Linked DNA regions of Mus musculus: all the other regions are linked to region 3. Evidence: chromatin loops called from intact Hi-C (ENCODE). Cell type or tissue: gastrocnemius. All regions are shown on one strand. Each heading gives the region's core, and the rest is flanking DNA. Links, peaks and the distances in the headings are about the cores only. Region 1 holds the start of Hspa14 (heat shock protein 14). Region 2 holds the start of Meig1 (meiosis expressed gene 1). Region 3 holds the start of Rpp38 (ribonuclease P/MRP 38 subunit). Region 4 overlaps Fam171a1 (family with sequence similarity 171, member A1). Region 5 holds the start of Nmt2 (N-myristoyltransferase 2).

Region 1 (6,332 bases), core at 1-5,000, 180 kb after region 3:
AGACCAGGCTGGCCTCGAACTCAGAAATCCACCTGCCTCTGCCTCCCGAGTGCTGGGATTAAAGGCGCGCACCACCACGCCTGGCTGCCAATTTATTTTTAATATGCTTACCAGTACATTTTAATACGCTTAATAACACCTACCAACATTAATGAATATAGGATTATAATCACACAAAAACATCTGAATTCATTCTTTAATAGAGTGATATCAAGTTTAGTGTAAGCAGTCAAGAGCTCATGAAATAAACATGCCTATGTAAATGAAATATTCAATCTAATTAACAATCCCCAAGTTTTAAATTCAATACAAAGAAATGCCTAATATTTACATCCTACTTAAATGAAGAAGAAAAGGCAGAGGGAGCTAAGGATTAGAAGTCCCCACCTGCAGGCTTATCTAATTCACCACTGTAATTTGGGAAAGTCACAAATTCCGGGTGCCTTGACCTCCTGATACCTGGCCAACCAGTTTTTATGGGGATGGAGAGGATTCAATAGCATCATAGATGTGAAAACACTCAAACATCGCCAAGCACCACACTCCAGAGGAAATGAAAGGGCCCTACTTATTAGGATAATCTATGATTCGAACAGACGGAAGTCTGGGGAAGCAAGCCTCTGGAATCTTCTAATTAAAGTCATAACAGATAACTGACCTGCTTCTTAAGATATTAATTAAACTGTTTCTCCAGCGATTACATTTGTGAGTCAACTGGAAAAGTTAGTTCCCAGAAAGTGTCACAAAGGGCCAAGGAGGAAAATCAATAGTAGCTGAAGAAATTATGACCAGTGATAAGAGATTTTACAAAACTCAACCACCATGCAGAGAAATCATCCAATTCCAACAAAATAATTCTAGTTCACTCAGTTCAAGGAGATACAAGAATGCAAAAGGCCAAAGAACCACTTGTGACTGGCATAAATGACTAGAAGTGAGTGCTGGCATTCACTAATACTATGAGACCTGTCAGCAAGAAGCAAACTTCTGAACAACCCCCCTGGGGCTCTCCCTAAAGTAACCGCCATTAAACAGTCTGGAGTGTCTCTCGTTTCCTTAGCATTCTGCCCAGAATGTGCAAGCATGGTTTGAATGTTTGGCTACCATACCTTAAAGTACTTTATGCCATACCTTCTGCCAAGGATCTGTTTCACTTTCACTACTGTGCTTGAAACATGTCTTATTCTACTTTGTTTTGCTGCCAGTCCAACCACCTGAAAAAGAACTGCACATTAACAACAAGACTCTGCATTATTTTCAAGAACCACCGATGAGAGTACTCGACCGTACCTGTTCACGTTCCGAGTAAGCAACAATGGCTGGTGTGACTCTATCCCCTGCATCATTTGCAACCACATCGGCCCGGCCATCCTAAGGAAAGATGTGAGAGGGTTAGTTCTCTCACACTGGAATGCACAATCTCATTGAATATACCTGCAGATTGTAATGGAATTTTAGAAATGCCATTGTATCTGGCATTCACTCAGGTGCCTGAGTGACACCCATTCAGGCCTTAAAGTCATCTTCTGTAAATAATCAGTGATGGGACTTATGGGGTTGCTCTTCCTTTGGGAATTTCAAACTGAGGAATTGCATAACCTCAGTAGCAAGACATTCTTGGCAAACCAGGAATTTTTGCAATGGTTGATAATTGCTTAGGCAATGGGTCCTTCAGACAACGAGATCAGAGAAGACATTCTGGTATTCAGTAATTGACTTGCCAAAAGGCCTTTTTTTCGTAACAATCAATAAAAGCACAAGGCTACCCGAGTTCAGTCCTCAGACTACTCCACCTTGCAAAACCTTACTAGGTTGGCAGTGTCTCTCTTTCTTAGATTGTCCCTCATAAACTGGTCTTTTAACTGCCACTATTTGTTTCTTATAGTTTAATAAAAGGCTTCTTCTAGCCCATGCATTTTCCCGTTTAGATCTGTGCAGTAAGCTGGATCAAATGTATACAACATTCTATACCTAGCAAGCATGATTACACGACTCTCCCACAAATACAGCTTTTCCACCTGCTTCCCTACAAACGAAGTAGCTACTCCCCTGGGACTTTCCTGATAAATCGAATGAGACTTAAAACCGAAGATAGCATCGGTTAAATTCCTTAACATTGTTCCTTCTCCATCGATATTGAGGAGGAAAAAGCTATAGTTCCTTGTTAAGTTCTCAGTTCTAGAATCAAGTGTGTACAGCAAGAGTCAGTTCTTAACTAGGAACCCTTCTCTCGAGGGCAGTTACACAGTGCTCTGGTTGCTCAGAAATTCAAATACCTCCCACCTCCGGGAACCCCGAACCAGTGACGTCACCGTGACCTCTTAGGGACTCTGCGGTCAGTTGTCACTAGGACTTCTCTAGCATCCAGGGGGTCCTGACATCCAGGTTTGTTCTAGGCGTCTTTACAAGAACGATGTCCCCCGCCCCGAGGACTCCAGGCATCCTGGAGCCCTGACGTCTTTTGAACTCTTCTGGGCATCCTATGGCCCGGTCTCCTAAGTGCACCCTGCATGCTTGAGGCCTTTTCGTCCCTAAAACTCCTCAAACAGCCAAGACGTCCAGGATACCCTGGAGTATCCAAGATCCGGCTCTCTGTATCCACCCTCCACACAGCGTGCTTGGCCTTGGAGGGAGAGCCGAGAACCCGCAACATTGCCACTTGCTTGCACGCACGGTTCCCGGGCCGATGACCCGGAGCCCAGAAAACAGGGTGGCCGCCACGGAACCCGGAGACAGCTTCCCAGGCTCACCTTGTAGACAGCCACACAGGCTGATGTGCAGCCCAGGTGCACGCCGATCGCCGCCATAAGGCGGCGGAGACCACGGCAGCTCAACGAAGGACCCTTCAGCAGCTTCAGCTAGCTTCCTCGGAACAAGCCCATCAGGCACTGCGGAGACTTCACGTTCCCGCCCGCCTACTGCGTCCGGTCTGCTGCGCCGGCCTCCCAAGTCGCAGCCAATCAACATAAGGATGCCGCCTTTCATCAGAACGGTTAGCCAATAGTTTTAGCGCATCACTCCGCGCTCCTTGGGAGCCCGGCGTAAACGCCGGTCTGCTCAAGCTCAAGCCGGAAAGGCCCGGAAGAGGGTCATTAGCTCCTCCCTCTCCTGAGCGCCGTTCATCAGAGCCAATGGGAACGCCTGGTGAGATTGCGTCACTTGTTTCCTGCCTCTTTCCGGCTTCACGAGGCAGCCCCCACTACAGTAAGGAAGGTGTGGGTAGTTCCGGGTCCCAGGCTCAGCATGCGGTGCATCAGTCCAACTGCTCTGGTGACCTTTTGCGCCGGGTTTTGTATCTCGAACCCTGTGCTGGCGCAGGGCCTGGAGGCCGGTGTGGGGCCGAGGGCTGACTGTGAAGGTGAGCGGTGTGTGACCTGCTTGCATGGCGGCGACACCGCGCTCAGCCTAGCAATTGCCTAAGCAGCTTCTCCCGGCCCAAGCTGTAAATAACATTTCACCCTTCTGCTTTTGCTGTCATTATTAAGGTGGCGCAGAAAAAGGAGTGAAATAGGATTCGTATTAGATTTTGTGCAAATGGTCTCCGCTGCCAACTTGATTTTGTTGCTCCTAACCGAGGAGACTTGCTTCTCTGCTCAGAAGACATGTTTTGAGGTTCAAACTAATTGCCATTCCTAGGAGGTAAATAAAACATGGCAATACGTTAGGGTTGCTGAAATCAAAGACAAGGGTACGGCTGACTAGGACTTTATAGACAAGCTGCTTTACAAAGGAGCACATTAATTCCTAGAGAACGATAAAATAGACGCCTGTTTTCTTCTGTGGACTTGGCGATCATACCTTCAATTCCACCATCCCACCTGGTTTTGAGGGTGTTATAGTACCTAGGTTTTGTAAAAACAAAACAAAACAAAAAAACAGTGTATTTTGTAGAGGACTGTTAACAAGAGCCAAGATGAACAGTTTTGATAGTCCCTTTGGGACCACTGTAGCACTTCTTGTTTTATTGAAGTGATGTAAACATATATCTTCTCATCTTGAGAGCAGATGTACTGAACAGAAAATGGAGACAAGATTCATGTGGAATGGGCAGTTGAGTCTTATTGTAAGTAAATAGTATTAATAGTAGTTGGAGTCCAGCTTTCTATCAGCAATTATCAAACCTTCCTCTAGAAATTTAAAATAAGTTTAGATGTTATTTAAAATTTCTGTAGCTAAAGATACTGGTTTAACAGTTATAATTTCAGTTAAAGATCTCATCTTGGGCAAGCAGGATTTTATTATAGAACTTCAAACTATTTTGAAATCATTATAGATTGATGTATGAAACTACTTTAATAAACAAAAAAGGGCTGGAGAGATGGCTCAGTGGTTAAGAGCACTGACTGCTTTTCCAGAGGTCCTGAGTGCAATTCCCAGCAACTACATGGTGGCTCACAATCTGTAATGGGGTCTGATGCCCTCTTCTGGTGTGGCTGAGGACAGTGACAGTGTACTCACATATATAAAATAAATAAACCTTAAACAAAACAAAACAACAAAGAAAACCCTGAACCTTAAATAACAACAATGTAACACACACATTTGACATCACACCAATGCACACAAATGGGGACCCTTAAGTTACTAGCTCCATCATCTGTGCTGAGGTTATCAGAGACTAATCCAAGGACATCCAAGGGTTGAACTTGGGTTTCTCTGTGACTCCCGACAGTATTAGAATTTTTTCTTTCCTGAAGTCCCTGCCTTGATGACTTTGACATTGCCGCTGCTCTGTCTTTGCCTCCATCACGGCAAACATTTTCCAGATTTGTTCATGTGCTTCTCAACCTTTGGCTATGGCTGGCTTCTGTTTTTTGTTTCTTCCTTTCTTCCTCCCTCCCTCCCTCCCTCCCTCCCTCCCTCCCTCCCTCCCTCCCTTCCTTCCTTTTGATACAGGGTCTCACTATGTAGCCCTAAATGGCTTGTAACTCACTATGAAGCACACTGTCTTCAAGCTCACAGAGAGATCTGCCTGCCTCTGCCTCCCCAGTGTGGGGATTAAAGATGCGTGCCATCAATGCTTGGCCTAGCCATGGCTTAGTTGTTGGAATTTTTCTGTGTCATGCCCTCTGTATTTATTATCAGTCTGCATACAGTGCAAAAAAAAATCAATCTGCCTGACTGTCCAGTAAATTCTACATCTCTGTATCCAAGCCACCTTCTCCCCAGAGTTCCGGACATATTTTCTGTCAGGTGATTATGGAGTGACTAAGTATTCAAAAAACGTGATGTAGTTAAAAAGTAATCCTCAAATGGAACTTATTCCTATGCTATGAGGTTATGAGGTTAACAAAATTAACTGGTTTGTTCTGTATTTCCTCTTCCTTCCTTCCTTCCTTCCTTCCTTCCTTCCTTCCTTCCTTCCTTCCTTCCTTCCTTCCTTTCTTTCTTTCTTTCTTTCTTTCTTTCTTTCTTTCTTTCTTTCTTTCTTTCTTTCTGCTGGCCAATTGCTTGTCTATTGACTCTACCTTCCTATGGATTCTCTACCTTTCTTTTTCCCCAGGTCTACTGCCTTGTCTTGGTGTCTTTCCATCCTGTAGCTTGCCCCATCTCTGGGAGGGTTGTCAGGTTCTCCTGGATTTAATGTTTTTCCAGTTTCCACCAGGTAGTGTCTCCCCCTCCCCCACGGTTTCTCAGAAGATTCAAAAAATCATTTCACTACACACCACGCAGCTATGTACTTTTAAAAAGTCTCTCTAGATGATGTCTCTCATCCCATGGATTTAAAACTCTGTTATTATACTCAACAGGCAGAGTACTGATAAAGGATACATATGCACTGTGGCAAAATTTCATGCATGTTTTGGTGAGACAAATGTCCATCTTTAAAAACAAAAGTTAGAGTTCTTGAGTTTCCTCATTTGGATTGATGATTCCTTGTCAGAATGGCAGAGATGTTTAGAAATCAAATGAGGATATGCTGGGGAAGAGATATGAGACCTTTGCAAGACTGGATCTCTCTTATAGGAAGACAAGATGGGAGATTGCTTAGAGACTGATGAATTCCTGCTCACAACAGTGATCATGACAGCAGGTGTCTTCTTTGTAGACTTAATGTATTTGATAATTAAGATGAGTAAAAGATACGTCAGAAGACATTTTTCATTCTATTGGTGGCTCATAACACTGGTGATCAGTTAGATGGGTTTTTGTTTGTTTTGTTGTTGTTGTTTATTGTCATTGCCTCTGGGGAGAACACTGGGCCTTTATCTTGTCCTACCTCACTGGCTGTTCCTACGAGTCCTTTTCTCATTCTGTCTCACATTCTCCACCTCTAAACGTTGGCGTTTCCTGAAGGTGGTCCCCAGGCCTGCTCTTCCTCCAGCTCCCTT
Region 2 (6,370 bases), core at 881-5,880, 89 kb after region 3:
CTTGGGAAGATAACAGGCTACAGCACTGCACAGTGAAAGAAGAGAACAAGGTGGCCCTGGGGTAGGTAGCCTATGGTACTAAAATAGTGGACCACAGCACAGGTCTTCATTGCACCCAACATTGCATTCTGGGCAACGAAGGAGTTCAGCATGACTGGTGTGCATCCTACTCAACTGGACGCTACAGGGAGTGGTTTTTAAGTCTCCACCAAGGTATTTTTATCATATTTTTTTTTCAGTTCAGTGGAATCTTCTGGAACTCCTTCAAAATATCCCATTGGCAGGTTACAAACAGATGAGTAAGAAAATCACAACTGCTGAGCCCGTGCAGATGAGCCTCAGCGTCAGTGTAGTCTGCTGCATCCACTCCTGCTAAAGTTACAATGTATGCAGGGAGCTAAGGTGCAGAGAGCTCCGGAGGCTTCAGGAGGCAGAGGCTCGCCTCGGAATGCGATGCTGGAAACCATGGGCAACTCCGACTGTGGCAGTGCTGCTGCAGCTTCTTTCTGACAAGGACGCTCGCTGCTTTTGGACTGGTTGGTGTCGCTGAATTTAAACCTAATAGTCTGAACTGGTTGCACAAAAATAGGAAGAATGAAAAACTGTAGTGAAACTTAGCTGTGGGCAGTTTTATTATGCTAGAGATATGACTTGTAAAATTCCAGGTAGGAGCTTTGTGTGCAGATTTTGACGCAGGGTCTCATGTTGGCTAACCATGGTCTCGAACTCCCTGAGGATGAACTGAACTTCTGGTCCTCCCGCTTCCTCCCCTAGAGCTGGAATTTCAGATGTCTGAATCACACCTGGTTTAAGGGATGCTGGTATCAATGTATGCCAATAAATTGGGGGCCATTATTTAGTTGTCTTCTTCTCTGGCTAATGTTCAGGCATGATGCATCTTTAAAATGGCTATTCCCTCAAATTCTTTAGTGAAGTATTTTTTGTTTTTTGGTTTTTGGTTTTTTTTTTGTTGTTGTTGTTGTTGTTTTTTTAAGATAGGGTTTCTCTGTATAGCTCTGGCTGTCCTGGATCTCACTCTGTAGACCAGGCTGGCCTCGAACTCAGAAATCTGCCTGCCTCTGCCTCCCAAGTGCTGGGAGGCATGTGCCACCACGCCGGCTGTGAAGCATTTTTTAAAAGCCATTTATGCTATTGCCTTTTATAATGAATGGGTGTATTTGAAGTAGCACAAAATCATTTTAAAATTCATAACTGCAAAACAAGACTAACATCCTTAATGGCATAAGATCTAAACAATATAAAAATATTGATACTTTAATAGTTAACTTGTTGCCAGAAAAAAGAATTCTTTTGTGAAAGACATAACTTTTTCATTAATTTTTACTCTTTAAATAGACACTAAATTACAATTACATATTTCTTTCTGTTTTTGTTAAGACTCTGTAAATCAGTTTTCTAATTTTGCTCAGATAAAGTACCCATGCATACTATATGCATAGTAAATATAATTATATAATAAAACACACTTAATTTCTATCATACATATGTGTGTGTACCACTATAAACAGGAAGTGGCAAGGCTTGAATGTCTACTTTTTAGAAACTGAATTTCATTAAGCACTATTAAGAGTTATGTATGTACTTAGGTCCCTGACATTCAGTTCTAATGTAACCGTAGTCACCTATGCTGGAGCCAGCTACTACCTCAAGCCTTCAAACAGCCATTTAGAAACGACTACAAAAACATAACACAGAAACTCTTCATTTAGACCCACAAGGTAACCCAAAAGGAGGCTGAAGCCTGGTACCTTCGCCTTGGTTTTGTCTGACCCCTTTACTTTGGGTCAGAGGAATGCCTATCTGCACCGGGATGTTAACCATCCAATCATGGTCTGTCTATTTAAACTATCTCACCACCCTTCAAAGCTGAAGATCTAGGCGGCCAAGAATTTGAGAAATCTTGGATTTCCACCAGGTGCCTTGTAGCATGAGAGTTGACACCACAGGGGTGAAGGACACTACAACCTGGACTCACAACTTAAATGAGACCGTTATGAATACCTTTTATGCCCTGTTTAGTTTCTTCCTCTACTTAACCCTTACGCTCATACCAGCCCCCCAAACACAAACCTGGGGCCCCAGGATTTTTTTCCTTATTACCCTCGCTAGTGTACCATGTTAATTACATCTTTCTCTACTGTTCACTTTGTGTGTCTCCTTAATTGGTGTATTTGGGATGGGTGGCCAAGTCCAGCGTGTTGTCGCTGGAGCTTTTGCCTTGTAACCCGTAATTAGATAACATGCCTAATCTTCCAATCCCCATCTCCTCACCTTATATCATGATTTGTGCTCCTAGCAGGTGGCAGGATCCCTCTAACTACGTGTAAACCTTGTTCGAGATAACGAACATACTGGGACTGTATTCTGAACTCAGTTCTCACATTGGGTCCGAACATCGTTTTCTGAACACAGTCCTCAAAACGGATGTTCATTTTAAAGACGAAAGTACCCCCCACCGTCAAGCACTCCCTTCTGGTCTAGGTGTGCCACGTTTGTGTAAAGCCACCCCGTAAGAGTGTTCTCACAGCTAGCATGCTGTCTGCCAGAAACCGCTTTCTTCCCCCCATATATCACGATGTTTGTAAGGTATAATCTGCTGGAAGAAACTGAACTAGCATCTGAGCCCTGGCATCACATACACATACATACAGTGTGTGTGTGTGTGGGAGGGGGGGGACGGCTCCCGCTATCCGCGATTACCCTCGTTCAGCCGGCCTCGCAGGAGGGCGCAGCGGTGTTCGTGTTCTCTACTCGGGATCTTGAGCTGAGACAGCCAGGGGCCAACTGTTACGGCCGGTGTAACCGGCGCGTCTCCTAGCAACGCCGTGACGCCGCTCGGCCGGTCCACGTGAGCGAGCCAAGCCCAGTTTCCTCCGACCCCGCCCCCCGCTTCTGGGTCTTTGTGCGCATGCACAAGGGCCAGGCTGGGCGAAGAGTTCTCTGCAGAGGGGATTCCCCGGTTGGCGCTGCTCACTAATGCTCGCTGTTGAAAGCGTTTGAGAGAATAGACATTTTACAGGTTCAGAATCCTGATAGAAGTGTGTGCTTGGATCACTAAATGAAAACGTTACCATCTATAGATTTTTTTCCCATTAGTATCTAAACGGATAGTTAATATATCACCTATTTCGGTGAAAAGTGATTAACGATCCGTATTTTGAGTCGAGAGTCACGATGATTGTCTAATAAATCGAGGGTGAAAGGGAAAAGGTCAACGCCAAGTCATTGAAAAGCCCCGGAACCAGTACTTAACAGTGCAGGGATTCTGTGAACTAGTTGTTAAACACAAGCCATATTTTTTTACAGATCAAATTCAGCAAGGTCCTAGTTAAAAGTGTCATTTAACACTAAAGAGGTTTTAAGTTTAAAAAAAAAAAACGGATCTATAACTCTCTAATTTCCTTAGCCAAGATGTATCTCTGAACTTTAGACCTATCTAAACAGTTTATATTCCATATCCAAACAAAGGAAACTCTACTTACACATTTTCCTCTTTGACTAGCTGTTACCTACAATCCTCTGTTTCTATTATTCCATCCATCAGCAAGACCTGTTGGCTTTAATAGCTCCCACCCAAGTCCAAAAAGCCATCTCTTGGCAGTCTCTGGCCACCACACTAATTCCCAACCTTGATCCCCACCCCCATAGCCTGTTCTCCACACAACAGTCAGCACCAGACACTTAAAATCTAAGTAAGATTATGTCAGTCTTGGGCTTGGGCTGTGACCCTGTAATAGCTTTCTATTTTATTCACAGTAAACAAACAAAATAAACAACGAAAGCTTCAGAGGTTTATAAGGTCAGTAAAGCCTTGAAATTTCCATATGACTCTTATAGGTTTGTTGTCTTCCTCGGTAATCCTGGGTCACTTTGCACCAGCCATACCTAGCCGAACAGCTCCTAGCATGCAAATGTGTATGCAGCATGCTCAAAGTGAGGAAATATATTTCACCATCACATTGCCGCTGCTGCCACTATGAGCAGGAAAAGCAAGGTAGCTACGAGGAAGGCACTTCAGAACACAGGCCTTGAATTTAAGTCTGGACTCTGTTTACTGAGAAGACCTTGTGCAATTTACATAACAATGTAACAACTGAACAATAAGAGCCTGTCTGCTTGGGTTGCTGTGAGACAGAAATACTAAACACAGGACACTTCAGACAGCATCTGGAACTCCCCAAGTGCTGGCAACACATTATGCGGGGTAGTCATTCTGTGAACAAGGGTTCTTTGACTGCTTTACACTGTGCCTTAGTGTTCTGCCCAGGAGCTGTAACATTGTAGAGAGCAGATAACTACTTGTTGAACAAATAAATGAGTTTTGACCATCAGATTTCCTAGAGTATGGCAGTGGGCTTCTTTGGTTCCTTACCTGAAACCTCCATAGAATCCTATATTCAGATTTCATGCATGTAAACGTTGTAACTTTTTTTTAAAAGTCTGTCTCTGTCTCTGTCTCTCTGTCTCTCTGTCTGTCTGTCTGTCTCTCTCTTTGTGTGTGTGTGTGTGTGTGTGTGTGTGTGTGTGTGTGTGTGTTGTGTCTGTACATGCATATACATGTGTATGTCTCAGTGAGTATATGCACCTGTGTACAGATGCTCATGGAGGCCGGGGGTGTTGGATCCCCTGGGACTAGAAAGACAGGTGATTTTTGAGCCACCCGATGCAGGTGATGAGAACTGAAGGTGGTCTCTCTGCAAGAACAGTACAAAGTCTTAACTACCAAGCTGTGTCTCCAGTCCTAAACAATGTCCTTCAATTATAGCCACACCCACCTCTCCCTCTCATTCTCTCCAAACACCCTAGCAGTTCCCCTTCACCCTCCATGACTTGTCTCCCTGTCTTAGTTTGTAAAGAGAGTAAACAATTTCTGAACCCAAAATGGCCAAAAATGAACTCAAAAGCAAACACATAATTAATCTGAGGAGATCATACCACAGTGTATGTCTGTATCAAACAACACAGAAGTCTCTGTTCTAGTGTTTGCTGTAGTTGTTTAGTGATGGGTCTCCCTATGTAGCTCTGGCTGACCGGGATCTTGATATGTGAACCAGCCTGGCTTCAAACTCACAGAGATCTACCTGCCTCTGTCTCCCCAGTGCTGGGAACAAAGGGTTTGTGCCACCACACCTGCCAGGCTCAATTCTAAACACAAAACACACTCCACATTGCATAAGCTGTCATGGCACACAACACTGACAAACACTGCTTGAAGTACCTCACATTCAAGAACTCCAATTATTTTTGCTGTACATGCATTTTTTTCTTACATAGAAACAATGACTTAATTATGGAAAGCAAAGACTTTTAATATTTTCCTACCATTATCCTTCAGCGTGTAAGTATATATGGATGGGTTGTATTGTGTTGAAATGTTCAATTTCCAAAATTATCCTTTTAGATGCTGATTTGAGCTTTATAAAAAAGAAAAAATTGCTGGGCATGGTAGTGCATGCTTTTGAGTCCAGTACTCGGGAGGCAGAGGCAGGCAGATCTCAGAGTCTGAGGTCAACCTGGTCTGCAGAGCAAGGCCCAGGATAGCCAGGGCTACATAGAGAAACCCTACCTCAAAAAAAAAAATCAAATTTACTTGGAAATAGAACAGAATTTTCAACAATTTCTGAAATGGTTGTAAATATCCATCTGCCATTTTGTTTGTTGTCTCATTTGTGCAAGGCCATAGTCTCTGCACAGATGATTATAAAATTAGTATCAATTGACTCTAAACAAAATGCTAAAGTTATTCTGCATCCTGAAGCACCAGATATTGTCAAGATTTAATTCTTTCTGTAAAAAGAAACAGACCTGCCCATCCATTAGTAGACTGATTTGGTTTTTAAATATATGTATACCAAAGACTTGTTTTCAAATAGATCTCTTTAGGACTTATTACCAGCAAACTTTTTATTTGCATGCCTGTTTTATATACTTATGTGTCCAGTGTTGTGTAAAACTTCTCAAAGGAAAGGGGTCTCGAACGGAAAAAGTTCAGTCATAAGAATATAAGCATGCATGTTGCTTACAGTGACAACTTGATTCTCACAACTGTTTCCTACTGTGTACGTCGTAACGAGAAAAGCAACGAACAAGTAAGTAAGAGTGAATTTTAGTTTGCCTTGCCTCTCAAGGAGCTCCAACTTCTGAGAAATTCTGTCGACGACCAGACTCAGTGCAGAATGTATTGTCCTGTAGAGACAACCCATCCACAGCAATTGTCCTCCGGTAGTCTAGGAAAGACCATCTTATACAAAACCAAGGCTTTACCGGTACTACTGTGTGGAATGTATAAGTTGGTGTGTATATCCAGAACACTTCCCTCTACTTCCCTGCTTCCTCCTTATGAATATCT
Region 3 (6,370 bases), core at 849-5,848:
TGGCAATTATTGCACTCATTTTTATGTCTTATACAAATTGAATTTTCAGGTTAGAATTTTGTCATGGGCTTATTTATTATTTACCTCATGAGGAAACTGTTAAAACCATTCCTTTAGAGATTTGTTTATTGCACATTGCAGTTGTTATAGAACTTTAAATACACTAATAGTTAACGGTGATGTCTTCATAAGTTAAGCACATGAGCAGTTGGTATTTTAGAGAATTAGTAGCCAGAGCAACTGCTTGGATATAAAATAACTGTTAAAACCAAATGTAAAAGCAACAATCTCAAGTTACACTGCCCTATGCTCTCTGTATCCATATTGTGCTGTAAGGTTTCTTCCCTTCAGAAACAGGAAATTTGTCAGCAAGTGGAACAAAGTGGTACAGTCCATAAGTTCATCCAAAACTTGGGATGAAAAAGTTTTGCTATCCCACTCACCTCCTAAATTCCACAATGACTTCCAGACAGAGTGGATTAGTAAAGTCCTGACAGCTCCACTCCCAGCCAGAAAGACCCATCACTGTCTTGTCTGTCCTCGTGCCACATGTCAGCTAAGTACTGCTGTAATAAGTTCTGGCTTAGGTTTTGTTTTTAGAGTTGTTAGCTTTGATTTTTGTTTGTTTTTGGTGCTGGGGATCAAGCCAGGGATAGTATGTGCTGGTAAGCACATATTCTGCCATAGAGCTCTGCCCCTAATGTACTCTTGATAGATGTTATATATTACAAGGAAACTGATGATGCGCAGGGAGAGAATTCTTATGAAACAACCTTATCAGGCTTTTGTTCTGTATCAATTAAGCCTTTCTCCCAAGCCTGCCTTGATGCTTACCTACAAAGAAAGCCAAATTACCACAAAGTAAAAATGACATGCCGCTCTGAAGGCAGTGTACTGCTTAACATTTAGTGTCTCTCTCTCTCTCCGTTGCAACTGAGGACTTTCTTCAGTTGCTTCACCCACCTTGCTAGACCATGTCTGTGGCCCATTTTCCAAGTTCGGTAGAGAAATGTTAAGTGCTGTAGGAAACTGATGTTCTTGCAAGCAAGCATTGTACCAGCCTTTAAAGCAGTGAATTTATATGCGCATGGACATTAGTCTTAATAAACTTTGGTTTTGTTAATCATTGTTTTGAGTGTTTTCTGTACTTCATCTGCCCCACCCAAAGAGAAAAGCACCTCCATGCAGGATCCTAAGAATATATGTAAGTTTTGATTTTATTTCTTTCAGTGCTCATTTAGACATTAGACATAGTGACAAGTCATACAAAACTACTTGGAAATGGACTTTTTACTTTTGGGTGGTTTTCTTATCTTACTAGGGTTGGGAATGAGCTTTTTTATTTTAAGGGGTTGTAATGTTGCAGCTGAAGCTTGTCCACCTTCAGCAAGCTTCCTCTTACTAAGTTTTGTAAGGTCATCAAATGACGTGTCCAAAATCTCGTTGTCCTGGCTTTCCGAGGGTTCAGTCTCTAAACTGTCTGTGGGACCTTGGGTTCTGTCTGGAAGCCATGGCACGTTTAAGCTGGGCACCCTGGGAATGATGGCTTCTACTTCATCAGCAAAGTCCCTGGTGTTCTTTCTGAAACCCAAGGCTAGCACACATTTTAAGCCAATGACAGGAGCAATTCTCTCGCTGAGCTGAGGTACCTGACAGGCAGGAACAGTTCTGCTTAGACTCAGCTGAATCAGGTGTGAGGTGATGATGGCAGGCTTGACTGACTTACACACTAGAACCAGGAGCAGTTCATTCCTCTCCAGAGCTCTGGTGACTTCATTAACACCAATGACCAGCTGTTTCCTGACGTGTACAGGTGTCCACCCTGACACCAGCACATCCCCATCAGGCTCTTTTGGATCCTCGCTAATCTCAATATCTGGCCGGCAACTTTGCTTTTTCATAAGAGCTGTTTTTTTCCTTTTCTTCTTATCTTCAATTTTCTGAAGTCCAATCAATTTAAACTTGGCTTCGAGAGTCTGTAATATAAAGTGTATGTCTTCTCTCTCCAAGGTGCTCCAGGAAATAACATAAGGGTTGTTTAGTGATGTTTTTACAACCAGAGGTCTAGTCTTCCGAATAGATCCCCTCTTTGGTGCCTGAGGGGCTGCAGCCATCTTGAAAACCCTTTGGAAAGAAACAAAATGATGAAACTCCTGTCAGCAATGCATGTCTTGAGAACATTTTGGTTATAGTCTCCAGTCTCTGTTGTTTTGTTTTTTATTCCAGGCTGATATGCTACAGCAAGTCTAATTATATGGGCCCAACTAGATAACCAGTCAGAGAATTTCTGTGGCACAAGGAAGACTTAATTCTCCCTATTTTTTCATGATGCTCAACAGGCAATGTGAGAGTGACTGGTGTTAATCTTACAGATTTGTGAGCATCTTCCAAACTCTAATTGGAATTCCACTCATTTATTTTAAAAATGTTAAAGACATTTATTAGGTTTGGGGTCATAGCACATGTGGTCAGAGGACAGCTCTATTAAAATGGTTTTCTCCATGTGAGTCTCAAGGGAATGAACTCAAGTCACAGGCTTGGTAGTAAATGCCTCTTCCCTCTGAAACATCTTGCCAACCCCTCATTCATTCATTTATAAGCATACTTACTGAGTTACTGCAGTGGGCAGATGGTGTTCCAGACACAGATGCTGGTGGGCTCTGAAGCCCCTGTGTCTGCCCACACAGAGCTTAACCTTCTGTAGTCTCTGAAGTTCATAATGAACCAGGTCAGATTTTAAGAAGCAAAACCGTAGTAATCTGTCCATGGCTAAAACTTTAAGTCTCCCTCCTCTCATGATTCCCAAGTCCCTAAAACATTTGAAACATGCAGGCCCATATTTTCCCTCTCACATGATTATAAGATGACTGCTTTGGCGGGCAATTTCATGAAAAATAAAAAAAATATGAAATTCAGAGATTAATCCATTAGGGAGAAGTAAATGGGCTGCGCTCCTTCCAAAAGCAAATCCGAAACAAAACACTGTTATTTGTTCTTCCTATAATAATTAACCTTACAGACAAGTTAGGACGTTAACTGCTCTCTTGTCGGGCATTCATTCATTTAAACCCTGTTTATCCTTCCCAAAGGCAACTGTATACCTCTGCTCTCAGTTGTCTCCTTCTTAGAGTTCATCTGAGAACTATGAAGACCCAGTTGACAAACTTCAAATAAGTCCCCCCTGCTTAAGGTTCCTCTAATTCAGGGCACTTTCTCCACGCATCTTGTTCCTAACAAACTTACAGAGTTCCCTGGCATGGATTAGGAAGCAGACTCACTGTACAACTCACAGCTAGTTTTTCTAAAGACTTCTTTTAATCATGGATCTATCTTAGAAATAACCTGTGGTTTTTAAGAACCATCAGATGGCTGACTCACCCTAGAGCTTACTGAGCTGGAATTTCTGGGAGTCAACTGTGCCACAGGTGCTGGTAAAAAGCTGCCCAACATTTGGAGATGTTGATGTGAGGCAGGTGGCATCTCCAGACTGCACGGCCTTTGGAGATGGTGTTGCACTCACTCCCAGTAAGAGCTGCAATCTTGATTCTGTCAGTGCTGCCCACTGCTACAGACACTGGCTATAGCTGCTTCCATAATAACTGCTTCCATCAATCCCCATGAGCTGCATGCTCCTCACAAGCTAAGAGATTCAAGAACAGGTCGTCCAAATCTATCGAGGTGACCAGCAGCTGGTAGCTAGCTTTGAGTAAAATGACCAGGAAGCAAGGGACAAATGGTCCCACCACAACGCTTGCCAAACTGCAAGTCAGCTACTGTCCCTGCCTAGCATGGGGGACACTCACAGATGCTCTGCAACCAAGGGATTGCAAGATTGGGATGTATGTCTCTGATTCACAAAAACCTGGAAGGGGAGATGAAAAAAAGAACCAAGCCTACATAAGATGACCGCCATGCAATACTAATTTTTAAAATGCTGAATATTAACAGGTTCACAGAGCTTGATCAAGTACCTTGCCAACTATGTCTGCAAGCTGCTACTGCCTACAGGACCAATTACAAACTCAAAATGTTTACTCCCATTTCTCAAGCATTTCTCCTTTCACTCATCACCCATATTACAGATTCTGGCTATTTAATGAGGCCTCTGGTTTCTCATGTCCTTATTCAACGTACACTGTGCCTGGTAGAGCACTTACATACATTTTTTTCTATCAAATTATTATGAATTATCCTTGCTGTTGCAGGCCATTAGGCATTGGGCAAAGCAAAAAGCTTCTGCGAGTAATAAAAACGGCTCACTCTAAAGCCAGAGTAGTGAGGTTATCTTGAGGAACAGGCCTTAGTTGAAGTCTCTGGAGAAAACGACCATTAACCAACCGCAATCTAAAATATTCCTCCTTTGAAGGAATTCTTTAGATAGCCCAAGAAGGAAGCGGGCAGTGAGGGATTACAGAAGAACATTAAAGTTCAGTATCGCCCGAACAGAGATGCTGGAGTTGAAGATACTGGGTAAGGACAAGATGGTGACTCTAGAGCCTTTCAAGAAGGGCGGCGCGATTAGAATCGCGTCACAGAGACCTTGATTTGGGAAGAGACCCTAGAAAGGCTGTCAGCAGCAGAGAAGCTCCCGCGGTCTCGGGAGGACGAAGGGGTACCCGCATCACACAACACGACGGAAGGAAACCCCCGAAGGCAGGGATCGGCTGAGACCAGCCGGAAAGAACCTCAGGGAGAGCGGGCTCTGGATGACCCCCACCCCGCGGTGACCCGGGTGCCCACGGGCCGGGACTCGAGCCACAGGCACGCACGCGCCCACCTGAGCAGAAGCGCCCCGCGGAGACCACGTGACGGATCGCTTCACTACAGCAACTCGGTCACTACCAGGAACCACTGCGCCCGCTCCACGTGCGCCTGCACTGAGCGTGCGCAGAACACGAGCTCCGCCTACCTGCCTCTGCATTACGTCACTCCCAGTCAGGGACGTCAGGCGTGGTGTGTGGACTAAACCTGGCACAGCACTGCGCAGGCGTGTATTCTGTCTCGCGAGAGTCTGTGGTTGCTGTAGTAACCAGCCTCTCCCTTCTGACTGGTCGTCCAAAATGACGATGCGGAACAGCTCGGTTCTGTGAGAGGTTCGTCTCTCCTTTTGGCTCTCCATTTTTAGCCCAGTTGCTTCTGCCTTGCTGTCTCTTTTTGTTCTGGGGATACAAAACTCCAGCCCTTATAGCCACCCATTCCCCTGCACGCGTCCCTGGGAGAGGCTGGTTACTACAGCAACCACAGACTCTCGCGAGACAGAATACACGCCTGCGCAGTGCTGTGCCAGGTTTAGTCCACACACCACGCCTGACGCCCCTGACTGGGAGTGACGTAATGCAGAGGCAGGTAGGCGGAGCTCGTGTTCTGCCACGAAAATCAAATAAATAGGGGTTATAGGGTTGCATGTACTTAGAGATTATGTGTAGAATCTTGGGCACACTGAAAGGAAAATAGGGGCTGCATTTAGTTCCACAGCAGTACTCCAGAGTACTCCGGCAATAGCTGTTGTGCCTTCTGACAAACGGAGACAAAAAATAAGAAAGGTTATGAAACAAAATCACTGGAAAGTTACAACTGGTAAGCAGTGGAATAATGTACTAAAGATTAAAAATTACGCACGCCTTTAATCCCAGTACTCGGGAGGCAGGCGGATTTCTGAGTTCGAGGCCAGCCTGGTCTACAAAGTGAGTTCCAGGACATCCAGGACTATACAGAGAAACCCTGTCTCAAAAAAACAAAAAACAAAACAAAACAAACAAAAAAAAAAGGCAGGAGAGATGGCTCAGCGGGTAAGAGCACTGACTGCTCTTTCAGAGGTCCTGAGTTCAAGTCCCAGCTCACAACCATCTGTAATGGGATCCAATGCCCTCTTCTGGTGTGTCTGAAGACAGCAACAATGTACTCACATACATTAAATAAATAAATAAATAAATAAATAAATAAATAAATAAAAATTACTTGACAGGAATTACTTTCTGTTCTTATGAATTTGGGAGGATTCAGGTCCTTCTCTTTATCTTCCTCTTTTTTCTCGGTGTTTTCATTGCTCATTTTAGACTAACATATAGGATCTAGCTTCTACGTTTCCATTATTCACCACCTATTGAACATTTAAACAGAACAAACACTGTTGCTTGTGGTCAAAGATTGTTGAAGTTTTTACAGGAAAAGCGTGCTGTGGTTTCTATCACAAGTAGATGAACTAGATTAAGTTCGGTCGAGTTTTGACTGTGCCATATAAGACGTCCTTTACTATTACCCGCAGTCATGTAGCGCTAAAGACAAATCGCGATGGTAGAATTGAAATACTAAAGGTTCACATAAAATCCTGGCTCGTGGAAGACTGAGACAGGAGGCTGCAGACTGGGCC
Region 4 (6,370 bases), core at 873-5,872, 100 kb before region 3:
ACCGACTGAATGTATGATGTCACGATCTGTCGATCACCTGGAGAGACCTACTTCCTTCCCGAGGCCAGGCCAGTTGATCTGCTGTAGTTCTGTGGACCAAGTCAATGACAGCGTTTACAGGAAAGTATTGCCTGCCTTGGTCATTCCAGCTCATTATATGAAACTTCCAGGGGACCACTCGTATGTGAGCCAGCCTCTGGTGGTCCCGGCTGACCAGCAGCTGGAAATAGGAAGGCTCCAGGCCGAGCTGTCCAACCCCCATGCAGGGATCTTCCCACACCCATCCTCTCAGATCCAAGGCCAGCCTTTGTCTTCCCAGGCTATCTCTCAGCAGCACCTACAGGAAGCAGGTGCACGGGAGTGGAGCTCTCAGAGTGCATCCATGTCAGAGTCACTGTCTATCCCTGCATCCCTGAATGATGCAGCTTTGGCTCAAATGAACAGCGAGGTGCAGCTCCTCACCGAAAAGGCACTGATGGAACTTGGGGGTGGAAAGCCACTTCCACACCCTCGGGCATGGTTTGTCTCCCTAGATGGAAGGTCCAACGCTCACGTTAGACACTCATACATTGATCTCCAAAGAGCTGGAAGGAACGGAAGTAATGATGCCAGTTTGGACTCTGGTGTGGATATGAATGAACCAAAATCTGCCCGGAAGGGAAGGGGAGACCCTTTGTCTCTCCAGCAGAGCCACACACCTCTGCAGGAGCACCAGCAAAAAGATCCCAGAGCTCCCGACAGCACTGCCTGCACGCAGCTCCTGTACCTTGAGGACATGGACCCGAGCGGCAGTGAGTGTGCAGCCACGGTCTGCACCCCCGAGGACAGTGCACTGCGATGCTTGTTGGAAGGGTCAGGTCGGAGGAGTGGCGGGCAGCTGCCCAGCCTGCAGGAAGAGACAACCAAACGAACTTCAGACGTTCCCCTGGAGCCATTAGCCAGTCCCAACCAGAGAAGATCCGCCAATGATGAAGATGAAGATGACGATGACGATGACGATGACCAAGGAGAAGATAAGAAAAGCCCCTGGCAGAAACGAGAGGAAAGGCCCTTGATGGCCTTCAACATCAAATGAGCCATCGATAAGCCCCTAAAATGCGGATTATAAAATTGCCAAATATCCTTTCTCATGGAAGTGCATACCTGCGTGTGGAGAAGCTGAGGAGTGAAAACCATGCAAGTAGATGCTTACTGCCTTGACATGGGAATTACGGTTATGACAGAACGAAAGGTGACTGACAGGTGCTGCCCCTCCGAGAAGGTGGCTGCGAGACATGTCATTCTACGGACCTGACTTGTCACAGTAGAGATGCTGACAAACCACATGTGGGATTGCTATGCTCCAAGGATCACCTCAGTTCTCTCTCAGATTCTGGAAACAGATGAAATGCTCTTTGCATTGTCTGAACCCTCTCTAATTCTATCATGATAACGCTACTGTGACGCTCTCACTGGGAAGCTGGGTGGCGAGAACTTTCTGGACGTCGATGTTATCTCAAAGGAAAGCTATGCATTGCTGCTTCTTTGTTACCTTGCTTATGCTTTGCTTTAATTAGGCCTCTCTCTCTCCCTCTCTCTCTCTCTCTTTCTCTCTCTCTCTCTCTCTCTCTCTCTTTCTCTCTCCACACACACACATAGGGTGTTGGGTTTTTTCTCTTTCTTTAAAGTATGATTCAGTTTCAGTTGTAAACGTTTTGCTTCCTTCAGTTCTACTTCTCTGTGGTTGGTTTCGGTGTCGCCCTTCAGGAACTCAGAACCCGGGTGTCAGCTCTTAACATCTCTAAGCCTTTTAATAAAACTGTACTGAAGTTTTTATCAGCTAAGAGTCAGTTCTTCAATTCTGGTCCCATTATCTCCAAGTGCCTTTTTTACAGTGACAACAGACAGTCCCTCGGTTTCATGTCTTTTCGTAACCCTTTCAATTGAACTGCCTGGATTTTATATAAAGTTACTAAACGATACCTTGTTCTTGGAACTGCATGCTGCCAAGTGCCATTCGTACTGAGCATCCTCATTTCAACGCAGTATACGCTCTAGTTATCATGTGTAACGTGGGTCTGTTTAGCTGAGATAGACTAGAGGAGGACACTAGAGATGCCCATTCCTACTCCCTCCCTTTGGTCACTAGCCACCATTATGGTTCCACTGGCTGTTTGTATATAGGGTTATGTATTAACTCTAGAATCCCGTGTGCCCTTCTTGCTCACCGAACGTGAGAGTATGGGCTGAGCAGGGGGATTGAATGTGACTGTTAAAAACACTCATGTACTGTCCAAAAGTGCCAGAATGACTCTTCTGCGCATTCTCCTTTAAGAGCTGCTTGGTTGTCCAAAAATGAAAACTCAAAATAAACTTGGAAGAAGGAAAAAAATATGTGTTTATTCTGATTCATTCTTTGTTGGGAAATTGTCAATAAGACGTTGCTGTTCTTTGACTTTGGCATTGAAGGGAGACTTCAATGTTGGGGGGTTATGGATGCATAAATACCAGGAATTAATAGTAGGATTAAAAAACCCACCTTTGTCTTTAGTCTCACTCAAGAATGAATGGTAACATCCTCGTGATGTTTTAGGTAAGGAGAGATAGCTGAATTTTATGAGAAACCACTGGGGGTTTTTTGGTTTGGTTTTTGTTTCTTATGCTGGAAATCAGTTTGTCTTGCAACAGTTTCAAGAAGAGTTTGTTAAATAGACAGAACTATCCCAGATATATAACCTTGTTTATCAGATTTATTAATGGAGGGCCCAGGATGTGGCTCAGTTGGTAAAGTGTTTGCCTGGCACATGTGAAGTCCTCAGTACCACATAAAAGCAAGTGGGTTAGTGCCCACCTATAATACCAGCACACAGCATGGGAGAGGTGGGGGCAGCCTCAGATACAGAAGTTCAAGGGCAGCCCCATCTCAAAGGAAGTTAATAGACATGATGTCAGAATGTGAGAAAGACTGGCAGGGAAAAATTACAGCAGCTGTGTTTGATTACATACCAAACCTTCACTTGCAGATTCCACAAGTATAAAACTAATGGAACTGGTTTTTATTTTCTGAATTTTTAGATGAGGATTCTTTTTAATATTTTACTTTAAAAGGAGAAAATAGTTGAGACAGTCCTGACCGTTGGACAGCTAAGTGGATGGGAGACAATGCTTTAACCAGCAAGGCTGGCAGGGCTTGTGTAGGAAACAGTGTCACCCATAGGTGGCAGGTGAGTCCTTGCTGACTTTCCTATAACTCCAATGGGGGCTCCTTTGTCAATCCCACAGAAGCAAAAAGTTGCCTCTTCAGGAACACCCAAGGCCTGGCATTAGTCATGGGGGTGAAAGGAGAACACTGGGAGGTCTCCCTGCTGCAGCCGGTTCCCAGGCCTTCACAGCCGTGTCTGTGCTTCCTGCCAATGGAACTGTGTCAGCATCCCGAAGAGCCTTCCATGTAACCTGTAGAAACATGCAACATGCTAACTATTCTCTCTGGTTCTAGAGATAGGACAGGAATATCTTACACAGTGTAATCCAGTGGTGGCAAGTACTGATCTGGTAGCAGTTGTCACAGCACACCTGGGTTTGCCAAAAGGGAATTGCTTCTGCCAAAGAGACCTTCATTTCCCATTAGAGTTGTCCACAGTGAGGTCCAGACATTATTTTTTTTTCCTCAGAAAGCACTAATGGCGACACTAGAATCCTCTAAACAAACCACCACAGCTGCAGTCTTTCAACAATGCATTTACCTTCCCTCTAGCCCAGTGAGGGCCATGAGAGAGAAATATGCCTCAATGCTTCCCATGAATATCAGACAACCCAAGCAATGAAAGGCACCCAGCTCCTGCCACCTAGTGGTCAGTTCTCAGCGCCCTGGAGAAGAGCAGGGCCAACCCAGACACTCAGGGTGGACTGTGGGAAGGTGGGAAACAGCTCTGGTCCTGTCTTCCAGGTAAGGTGGGAAATGGAAGAAGGCTGACAAGGTCCATGTTGTTCCTGCCTGGAAACAAAAGTACTGGAGCAATAATGAGGTTGGTTTGCAGTTTGGGGGAAGATTGCATAGCATTCTTTTTTGTTTTACACCTAAGTAACTAAATGGGGGCTTGGTGGCAAAATAAATAAAAGTTGCTCAGCTGAGAGAAGTTGTGCTGCTAATAGAGAGAGCTCTCTAGGAAAGAATTTAAGTTATAGATGCTCCTGATAATAATATACAGAATACTTTATGGGAAGCTCTTGGACAGTTGACTCTGCCTTTGATCGTGATTGTCATGGGTAGTCTGGCATGGACAATTGTCACTCCTTGAATTAATGATTAAGATGATGAATGTCAGCACATCTCTTAGCCACCGCCATGGAGTGCCATGTCTGCTGAACCAGTTTTAGCACTCTGGACGAATATACCCTCAACTCTTCAGTGCCGACCATCCATAATGAACCCAGACATAATGCCGCTGTAAGATCACTCCAGAAAAAAGTCAGCATGCTCTCCTCTGCTCTCCTTAGTGAACAGATCAAGCTCTGCTGGTAGTCTTTGCTCCTGCGGTAGAAAACTTCCACTGTGGACAATTTTAAGCAATTAGTGCGATACTCCAGGACCCACAAGTTTGGAATAGACGCTTGCTGTCCCAGTTTTGCATTATTTGCCCACAAAACCCACAGTGGGGCATAGGTAATAGCAGAATAGCTAATCTACATTGTTCAAGGGTCAAAGATTTGCAAATTTCCCTACTCTGAAGTTTTAAATTTTGCTTTACATATATTTGTTTATTGGGTGGGGTGTGCATGCCACAGTATGCCCATGAAGATCAAAGGACAACTTACAGGGGTCAGAAGATTGTCGTCTTCTGCCACATGGGTCCCGGTCTTCCTACTTCATCCTCACACATGCTGGGTTAACACATAACTGGGACCACACCCAGCTGCACTATCTCCTTTAGATCACTTATAGGCATGAGGAGTATTCAATTCTGAATTGTGAAGGCACCTTTGCCAATGAGTAACAAGTTATTGCCTTGTTGACAGCCATCTTGATGTTACAAATGGCATCCAAGCATAATGCTAAAGTCTTGTGTAGAGTTCTTAAGCATGAGAGGGCTGTGCTGTGCCTTGCAGAAGCAACACATGTGCTAAAGAGGCTTTGCTCGGGTCTGGACTACACTGACAGCAAAGCTAACAAGTCAGGGCCAGGGGTGTAGCTCAGCTAGTTGTGCTTGCCTGACACACATGGGACCCTAGAATCATCCCACAGGATATAACTTCTGTGGACAGTAAGAATTGACCATAGGAAAAAATTGGGAATGAGTTTTAAATATGAATGATGTTTATTTTAATATGTTTGAACTGTAGACTTACAACACTAACTCTTATAGTAGCAGTGCCTGACAGCTAACCTGCGAAGTCCAAGAAATTCTAAGTGTCTCTTAACTCAATGGTAGGGACAGAAAGCAATAAAAAAATTAACAAAGGTGCCCCTCCCCCAATATGCGCCCTCATGCTTTTGGGGTTATTTTCAGTTATTTACTTAGATTGTTTATGTACATATGATGTGTGTTTGTGCAGATATGTGGAGGTCAAAGGGAACTTCCAGGAGTCAGCTTTTACCTGCTACTTCATTGGAAGAGGATTTGTCTTTTTTCTGTTCCTGCGTGCACATTCCAAGCCCGCTGCTCTGCAAGCTTCAGGACAGTTCTCGTATCTCTGCCCCTCATCTCTCCCTACACACTGTAGGAGTGCTGTAATCACAGATGCCTGCTAATGGATCCAGCACATACGTTCTTGTAGGCAAAATACACATAAATTAAAAAAAAATAAGGTGGCGATAGTAGAAGATGACCAGAGTCGGCCTCTGGTCTCCACAAATGAACACACATGTATACACACATATCTTACATACACACACATGAACATGTTCTACACATATACTACACTCAAATAAAACTAAGACATCAGTGTTTGTACAATAATGTGAGTTAAACTACAAACTCTTCCACTTTTTCCACGTTTTCCCCACTAATATCTAAAGGGTATATAGTTGGGTTATATTTTCAGTTATTTGGTTGTTATATAAGTCAGTCACTAAAACCTATTATGCAGAGATGACTCCTGCTGGCATTTTGTGGTTTTCTCTGAAGTTTTTCACCCACATAAACATGTATTTCCTTAAATACTTTTTATATTGGTAGCGAGCTGACTTAGGCCAGTAAAGAACTTGCTGTGCAATCTTGAGGCTCTGACTTCGATCCCCATAACCTATGTAACAATCCAGCTGTTGTAACACACACTTGTGATCCTAGTTCTGGAGAGACAGAAACAGGCAGATCCCTGAGTCTTGCTGGCCAGTCAGCCTAGCCTAATCAACAGGCTCCAAGATATGAAGCCTTATCTTACAAAAGCAAGC
Region 5 (6,370 bases), core at 897-5,896, 47 kb before region 3:
AAAAGTAGACCGGTATTTCCCACAGTCTGACCAGAAGATGTAACCAAGGAGTTGCTTAATGGGTATAGAGGTGTAGTTCAGCAAGGGGAAATGTTCTACGTATTGGTGGTGTGAAATGAAACCAACCTATATGCTTACAAAATGTTTGACAGTAAGTTCTACACTGCATATTTTATGACGCTTAAAAATATACTTTAAGCCGGGCGTGGTGGCGCATGCCTTTAATCCCAGCACTCGGGAGGCAGAGGCAGGTGAATTTCTGAGTTCGAGGCCAGCCTGGTCTACAGAGTGAGTTCCAGGACAGCCAGGGCTATACAGAGAAACCCTGTCTCGAAAAACCAAAAAAAAAAAATATATATATATATATATATATATATATATACTTTAAAAAGAAGTGAACAAGATCAACAACACAATCTTGTACTTGTATTCCATAAAAAGATAAGCCAAGCAGAAGGAGAAAGTCCCACGGGACACTTTTAACACACTGGCAAACACTCTGCACAAGTGTTTTCCCCTCAACTTGGATTTCATCTTCCCGACACTGCCACTTGGCTCTGACTCCTGGATGAAGCCAGAGAGAGACAGAAAGCCCTTTGGAGGCGAGGTGAGTTTCTGCACATGATGATAGAATTTAGGACTCCTCCGGGGCTGGCCACAAACTTCTCTCTCCTGTAAAAGATTAATATTCTGCAGAGAAGCATTTGGATTATATAAGGCTTCAATCTAACACTGTGCAAATGTCTGGCCCTGTTCCTTTGCATTCTGCAGAACAATGTTCCCTGCTTGTCATTATTTTCTGATGTTTACTGAATTCTAATGTCCTCTCTTCAATTTCTCCAGAATTATTTGCTTTCTTGATTTTTTTTTTTTTTTTGGTTTCTTAGGTAATGTTTGTTGAAAGTTAAAATAAATAAATGTGTGCTGTATTTCCTTTGCCTTGGGAGTTTGAAAAATGCTTGAACATGTTATAGACATGGGTTGCTCTGAGCTCAGAGAGCACCTGACTCTTGTGTCTCAGGATAAGAAACTGCACTGGGGAACACACGGTTAGAAATAGTTACTTTACTAAGAAAGAAATGGCACTCCTGAGAAACAGAGTGGGTTAGTGGGCTGAGGGAAGGGCCTCAAAAGACTATGCCATAAGACACAGGAACCTTCACAGGACATTCAGAAAGCACCAGTCTCTCACACATTTGAATACAATGTGCTTATAATGTGTTTTTCTATTCTGTGCTATGTGGACTGAGGGTAGGGGGTGGGAGGGAAGGCTTCCATGTTTTCTTTGCCTATTGGCTTCCTTTATATGTTAATCTTGATATTGATTTCCCCAGTCTCTATTGTCTTGCCACCAAGCCCTCTGACAGGTTAAAATGACTGACTTCATACCTCCTGGTTAGGTCTCTGTTGACAGGTTAATTATTCAGCTATATTCAGTTTATGAAGATGAGGGTCAGGAACCTTAGTCATCTCTGCCTGCCTTTATCCTAAAGTCTGAACCTAGAGGCCACATTTGACCTTGTCTGAGAAATAGTTGCAATTGTTAAGCACAGAAGTGCATTTTCTCCATCTTTGGGTCCCACTTACACTTCCTCCAAGAAGGTCAGACAAATGTTGGGCTTTGAAATTGCTCTGCAAGTTTTGTCTCTAGGTCATTCGAGCTCATTGCATGTTAACCACATAGTCATGTGTGTGTGTGTGTGTGTGCACTTGTGTGCGTGTTTGGGGGGAGATTTGCTTTACACTAAAATTTTCAGGTGGCTTTTAGGGAGTTTTCCCCTCGTTACAGAGTTTGGGTAACTTTCTCAGCAACTGCCTTTGTAAAACCGCCTCACAGTCTTCTGGTGGTCTGGCAGGATCTTTGAAAAATCCCTGTCTCTGGAATGCAACCGAGTGCCTGCTGTGGGAAGTATTTAACAGCAATATGGATTTCACCTTTGCCTTATCTGGTACACCCAGGAGATTCTCTTTCCTCTATCCCCCAGTCCTTTATTTTCCCTGAGAGGAGTCTGTTGTTGCTCAAGATGTCCTTGAACTCTGTATGCAGTGGATGCTGGCCTCAAAGAACTCCTCATTTTGACCTCCGGGACTTTTTACATCCAGGACTGCTGGGATAACAGGCATGGGCCACCATGCTTGGCTTTCTTCCTCTCCTGTTTCCTGATGGAGGACGATTTCAACACTGCCCATACAGGTTTCCTTGGTGGTCTAGGTCATGACCTTCACTTAGGAGAGAGCCGACAGACTTGCCTAAAACGACCCAATCCCCCTAATCTGGGTGTCTTCATGTTTCACAAAATGTTCATTCTGTTCTCAGCCGAACCCATCTAGACAAAAACATGCAAGCAAAAGAAAAAAACCAACCAAACAAACAAAAACCCCAGTCAACCAAACAAAAACCAACTCCAGTCATTTTCTGTTGAGGACTCTGAGGCTGCTTGCAGCGGGGAGGTGGGGAGGGCGGAGCTTTGGCTCGATAAGCATTAGATACTAAAATGTGAAATGGAAAATTTTGAAGAACATGTGGAAGAGGAGGCAGGGAGAGCTTTAGGGAATCGCAGGCCTGAGTGAAAAAAAAAATCCCTGCAGAAGTCGAGAGCGCTGAGGCACACAGACATATAGAATCTGTAGGCAGTGGTCGCAAAGGCTGCCGCGCAGCCCTGCAATCCAGCCTGCAGTGACCAGGTCTAGCCTTGGAGCCACAAACGCATCCTCATTCAGGCCACGCCCCAAGCCCAAAAGCCTCGGCCTCCGGCTCCCGCTCCGGCTCCACCATTCCCCCACCGCCCCACCTCACAGCTTTAGACTGAGGAAGGGCCGGCCTCGTGCTTTCGCCCTTCTGCTGGCTGAGGTGGGCGGGGCCGTGCCCGCTGAGGAGGCCCGAGCGGGCGAGCGAGGTGGGCGGGGCAGTGCTGGCGGAGTGGAGCCGAAGCGGAAGGCGAGGTGGGCGGAGCCTCGCTAGCCCAGGCGGAAACGGGACCACGAGAGGAGCCGGTCTTCACCCGCTAAAATAGGCGGAAGTGGGAAGGCGAGGTAGGCGGGGCCTCGACTGCCTAAGTGGGAGAACTGATGAAGTGGGCGGGTGTAGGCACGCAATGTGGGCGGGGCCCGCCCTGACTGAGGCGGGCGGGACTGCATAGACAGGCGGGAGCCTCAAGGGAGTGGGCGGGGCCGGGCCGGCTGTGATGGGCGTGACCGGGGGGTGGGCGGGGCCGCAGACTCGAGACTCGGTGCCCGAGGGTGGGCGGCACTAGAGGGAGCTGCGGCCGCGCCCGCCCTGTCGCGCCTTGCTTGCTGCTCGGAGCGCCGCCTCCCCAGCCGTTCGGAGCCGCCGCGATGGCGGAGGACAGCGAGTCTGCGGCCAGCCAGCAGAGCCTAGAGCTGGACGACCAGGACACGTGCGGAATAGACGGAGACAATGAGGAGGAGACCGAACACGCCAAAGGGTAGGAGGTGGCGCGCGGGCGCGACAGGGCGGGGACCGCGCGCACCTCAGGGCTCCCGCGCCCGCTCGTGGCGTGCGGGAGCCCCTAGACCGGAGGCTCCGTTTGGCGGTGTCCTCATCCCGAGACCATTGTGAGGTGCAGGTCTCCCAGCTCTCGGGGAGCACGCAGTGGTGGGCGAGGGCTGAGGTGGGCGGGGAGACTGCGACTCGGGCCCGGGAACCCGCGACGCGACAGTCACCTGCCGCGCGCCCCCGCTGGCTTGGCCTCACCCTACCACGGCGAGTGGTTCGGGTGGGAACTTAGCAAGGACGCAAGGCCCTTCCCTTTGCGGTGGCGGCGTCTTGGACCGGCGAGGCGAGGGAGATGCAAGTCGTTCCACTTGTGCCTTGGCATCCTTCTAGTTCTTTCGCGCCCCCCCCCCCCAGCCGCCACTAACCCCCTGTAGAGAGGAAACCCGCAGAGCCGGCGGTGGGGGTGGGATAGGGATGCGCCTCTGGCGGTCTCGGCTGCTGGCGACGAACTGCGCAAAGTTCTGCCTCCCAGGCCGGGAAAGGGGCGCCGAGACCGGGAGAGGGGGAGGGAGACAGGTCTCAGCCGACGCCTGAGGGCGTTCAGCTTTGCGGCCTCTGAGCGTGCCCTCAGAGCTTTCTAGAGCAGAGCTGACGGGTGAACGGAGTTCCCGCGGCCCCGACCTTGCCCCTCCTGCAAAACTGGTGTCTGATCTCCAAAGCCAAATGCACCAAGTACTTTAACATTTGATCGGTTTCTCAATCTATGCTGCCCTCTTTTCTCCCCTACAGACTTGATTTTTTTTTCTTCGAGAAAAGACTGCTTCTGGTTAAGGCTGGTATTGAAGTTCTGTTTTAGAGGCGGGGTTTGGAGGATCATTTTAAATAAAGACCGGTGTCCCTTTGTAGGTGCTGTTTGCCTCAGCCTTTTACCCTGTTGGATTCAAACTATGCGCTGGCACAGACTGTTACTGCTGCCCCTTAGAAGTGAGATTCTGCGAACCATGGTGACTGGAGAAGTGGGTCAGCCTAAAAACACGATAGGGAAGCCTGAGTCACAGATGGCTTATTTATTCAGTTCATGGAGAGTCTTTAAAGTATTTGTATTTTATTTCAACGTTTACTTTAAGCTTTAAGAAAGGAGGCTGTATTGATCTTGAATACGTTATCAGATATTAAATGACAAATGTCAAAAAAGAAAAGCTGACTACATATATCTCCCTTTGGCATGTTGCTTTTTAAGGTTTTCAGCGAACAGTTCAGTGGCAGCTGCAAGTACTGAATGTTATCATTCAAGTCTAGATTTTTTTTAAGCCCAGAGAGGCAATTCTTCAGAAATCTTAGCCTGAGTTCTGTTTATGAGTAATAGAAATTTGCCTGTGATAGCTAAATATGAGTGTATTTTTGAAACACTAGCCGTCTTGCCAGAAGTGGGTCCATATGCACGCCAGTGGATAGATAACTCAAGGAACTTCAGCACCCGTAGGTTATCTTTCTGGGGAGACCCTGGACTTATCTCTCTTCAAGTTATATTGTTCTGTGTGATTGGTATGCTAGGGTGGGGGTTTAAATCAAGCTTCCTTCCTTACAAAGTCCAGGATACCCTTGGTACAAAGACATACTCTTCTCTGCAACCACTGATCTGGAATTGTTTGATGCCTTGCTATAGGTAGGCTGTTTGAAGTTCCCATAAGAGCATCCACAGGCATTTTGGGCCCAGTTAAGAGGTTTCCAGATTTATTACACATCAGCACATTAATTATATATTAGGATGCTTAATCAAAATTTAGAGCTGCCCAGTAGATTGGGCTGTTTTAACCAAGAGTAGGCAACATGATAACTTATAGTTTAAAAAATTAATATAATGGAGTAATTGTTATATATTAAAGTATAGAGAGATTAGCAAAACCGAAGTAACTGTTCTGCTCTGTTGAACTGCTTTCCTCTTTTGATTTCAATTTAGACAGTACAATTTAAGGAAGTCGTTCTGTTTTATTTGGCTCATGAATTGATAGTGCTCCATAGAAACCCAAGTTTTCTTTAAGTAGCTAAAGTTTATCAGTGTTAAAATATAGAAAACTTTTCCTTCCTTACTTGGCCTCTTCATTCTCCACTAGTTTAAATAAACAACAAATAAAGAGCCTCTGGAGAATGAACAGATAATGTTTTACCTCTAATAGGCAAAGTATTACTTCTGAGCCAATAGGCCATGGTCAGTACATGGAGCTGTAATTTGTTCAATAGCTCCCCTGTGGCTTGAAAGGATTAATATACACCCAACATTCAGTATAATGCATCTAGGAGTTATTCTAGCTTACTGTGTTGAAACTGTAGATACAAATAAAGGAAAAATACACAGTGAGATACCACTATGCTTTTGTTTTTGCAGAATTTTCTTCATTAGCTTTATATTTTATTTTATGGGTAATATTGAATGCCCATAAACAGAAGATGAGGTTTTGTGTTTAATTTAAAGCAATAGCATAAGTATTATAAAATACTTGAGTGTCATCTTTGTCATGGGAAGTGTGTACATCAACTCTTTGGTCCACCCAAGTATGGTAGCAGTATACCACTCTAAAAGTTACATGCATTCTCAAAGCATTGATGAACAAGGAGATTGGCAGTTTTAAGTAGTGAGATGATAGCTCAGACAATGTAGTTTTATTATTTTCAAATAAAATATGGACAATTAGAAGTAAGATAATTGAGGATTTCCTAAAAAGATCCCTTCAGTGACTTGCCTTACCACCTGATTCGTGGAGCTTGAGGAAACTTGAAAACTTTGAGGCCAATGAAAAGTCCAAATGACTGAAGCTATCATTCCTTTGCTGGGTGGCAGTGGGGAGAGGTTGTCTCCAGGATGACTCTGCTAGGAACTTGCCTACCCCAGTGTGAGGCTGCAGAGGTAATTCA

Evidence for each region. Peaks named below come from ENCODE experiments on the same cell type or tissue, not always from the same donor. Only the 100,000 strongest peaks of a DNase experiment are listed, where the experiment ranks them.
Region 1: it touches region 3 in a loop (4-fold over the local background); 8 of 42 quality-filtered maps call a loop at or near these places.
Region 2: it touches region 3 in a loop (7-fold over the local background); 30 of 42 quality-filtered maps call a loop at or near these places.
Region 4: it touches region 3 in a loop (2.2-fold over the local background); 6 of 42 quality-filtered maps call a loop at or near these places.
Region 5: a loop joins it to region 3, with 3 times the contacts of the local background. A loop is called at or near these places in 19 of 42 quality-filtered maps.

The regions. Positions count from the first base shown.
Region 1 is chr2:3,509,884-3,516,215 of GRCm38, forward strand. It overlaps Hspa14 (heat shock protein 14), which reads right to left and starts at 2,931. Exons shown (of 14, transcript NM_015765.2): 1 at 2,751-2,931; 2 at 1,291-1,371; 3 at 1,132-1,214. The coding sequence starts at 2,807. It overlaps Cdnf (cerebral dopamine neurotrophic factor), which reads left to right and starts at 3,182. Exons shown (of 4, transcript NM_177647.4): 1 at 3,182-3,358. The coding sequence starts at 3,244. In gastrocnemius, for the core only: no CTCF peak of the experiment used is centred there; DNase peaks (open chromatin) are centred at 2,379 and 3,091; H3K4me3 peaks cover 2,368 bases; H3K27ac peaks cover 1,838 bases.
Region 2 is chr2:3,416,250-3,422,619 of GRCm38, forward strand. Meig1 (meiosis expressed gene 1) reads right to left here and starts at 2,880. Exons shown (of 3, transcript NM_001355207.1): 1 at 2,722-2,880. In gastrocnemius, for the core only: no CTCF peak of the experiment used is centred there; a DNase peak (open chromatin) is centred at 2,893; H3K4me3 peaks cover 1,196 bases; H3K27ac peaks cover 900 bases.
Region 3 is chr2:3,327,750-3,334,119 of GRCm38, forward strand. Nmt2 (N-myristoyltransferase 2) reads left to right here. Exons shown (of 14, transcript NM_008708.2): 14 at 1-1,128. It overlaps Rpp38 (ribonuclease P/MRP 38 subunit), which reads right to left and starts at 4,879. Exons shown (of 2, transcript NM_001013376.2): 1 at 4,778-4,879; 2 at 1,200-2,124. The coding sequence starts at 2,114. The coding sequence ends at 1,272. It also overlaps a transcript of Acbd7 not described here. In gastrocnemius, for the core only: no CTCF peak of the experiment used is centred there; DNase peaks (open chromatin) are centred at 3,713, 4,898 and 5,260; H3K4me3 peaks cover 2,191 bases; H3K27ac peaks cover 1,955 bases.
Region 4 is chr2:3,225,436-3,231,805 of GRCm38, forward strand. It overlaps Fam171a1 (family with sequence similarity 171, member A1), which reads left to right. Exons shown (of 8, transcript NM_001081161.2): 8 at 1-2,371. The coding sequence ends at 1,075. Among named protein-coding and RNA genes, the nearest start is that of Nmt2, 56 kb to the right of the region's middle. In gastrocnemius, for the core only: CTCF peaks have their summits at 3,173 and 3,830 (motif pointing left); DNase peaks (open chromatin) are centred at 3,240 and 3,829.
Region 5 is chr2:3,280,961-3,287,330 of GRCm38, forward strand. Nmt2 (N-myristoyltransferase 2) reads left to right here and starts at 3,252. Exons shown (of 14, transcript NM_008708.2): 1 at 3,252-3,446. The coding sequence starts at 3,337. In gastrocnemius, for the core only: a CTCF peak has its summit at 3,276 (motif pointing right); DNase peaks (open chromatin) are centred at 2,155, 3,053, 3,675, 3,999 and 1 more place; H3K4me3 peaks cover 3,149 bases; H3K27ac peaks cover 4,152 bases.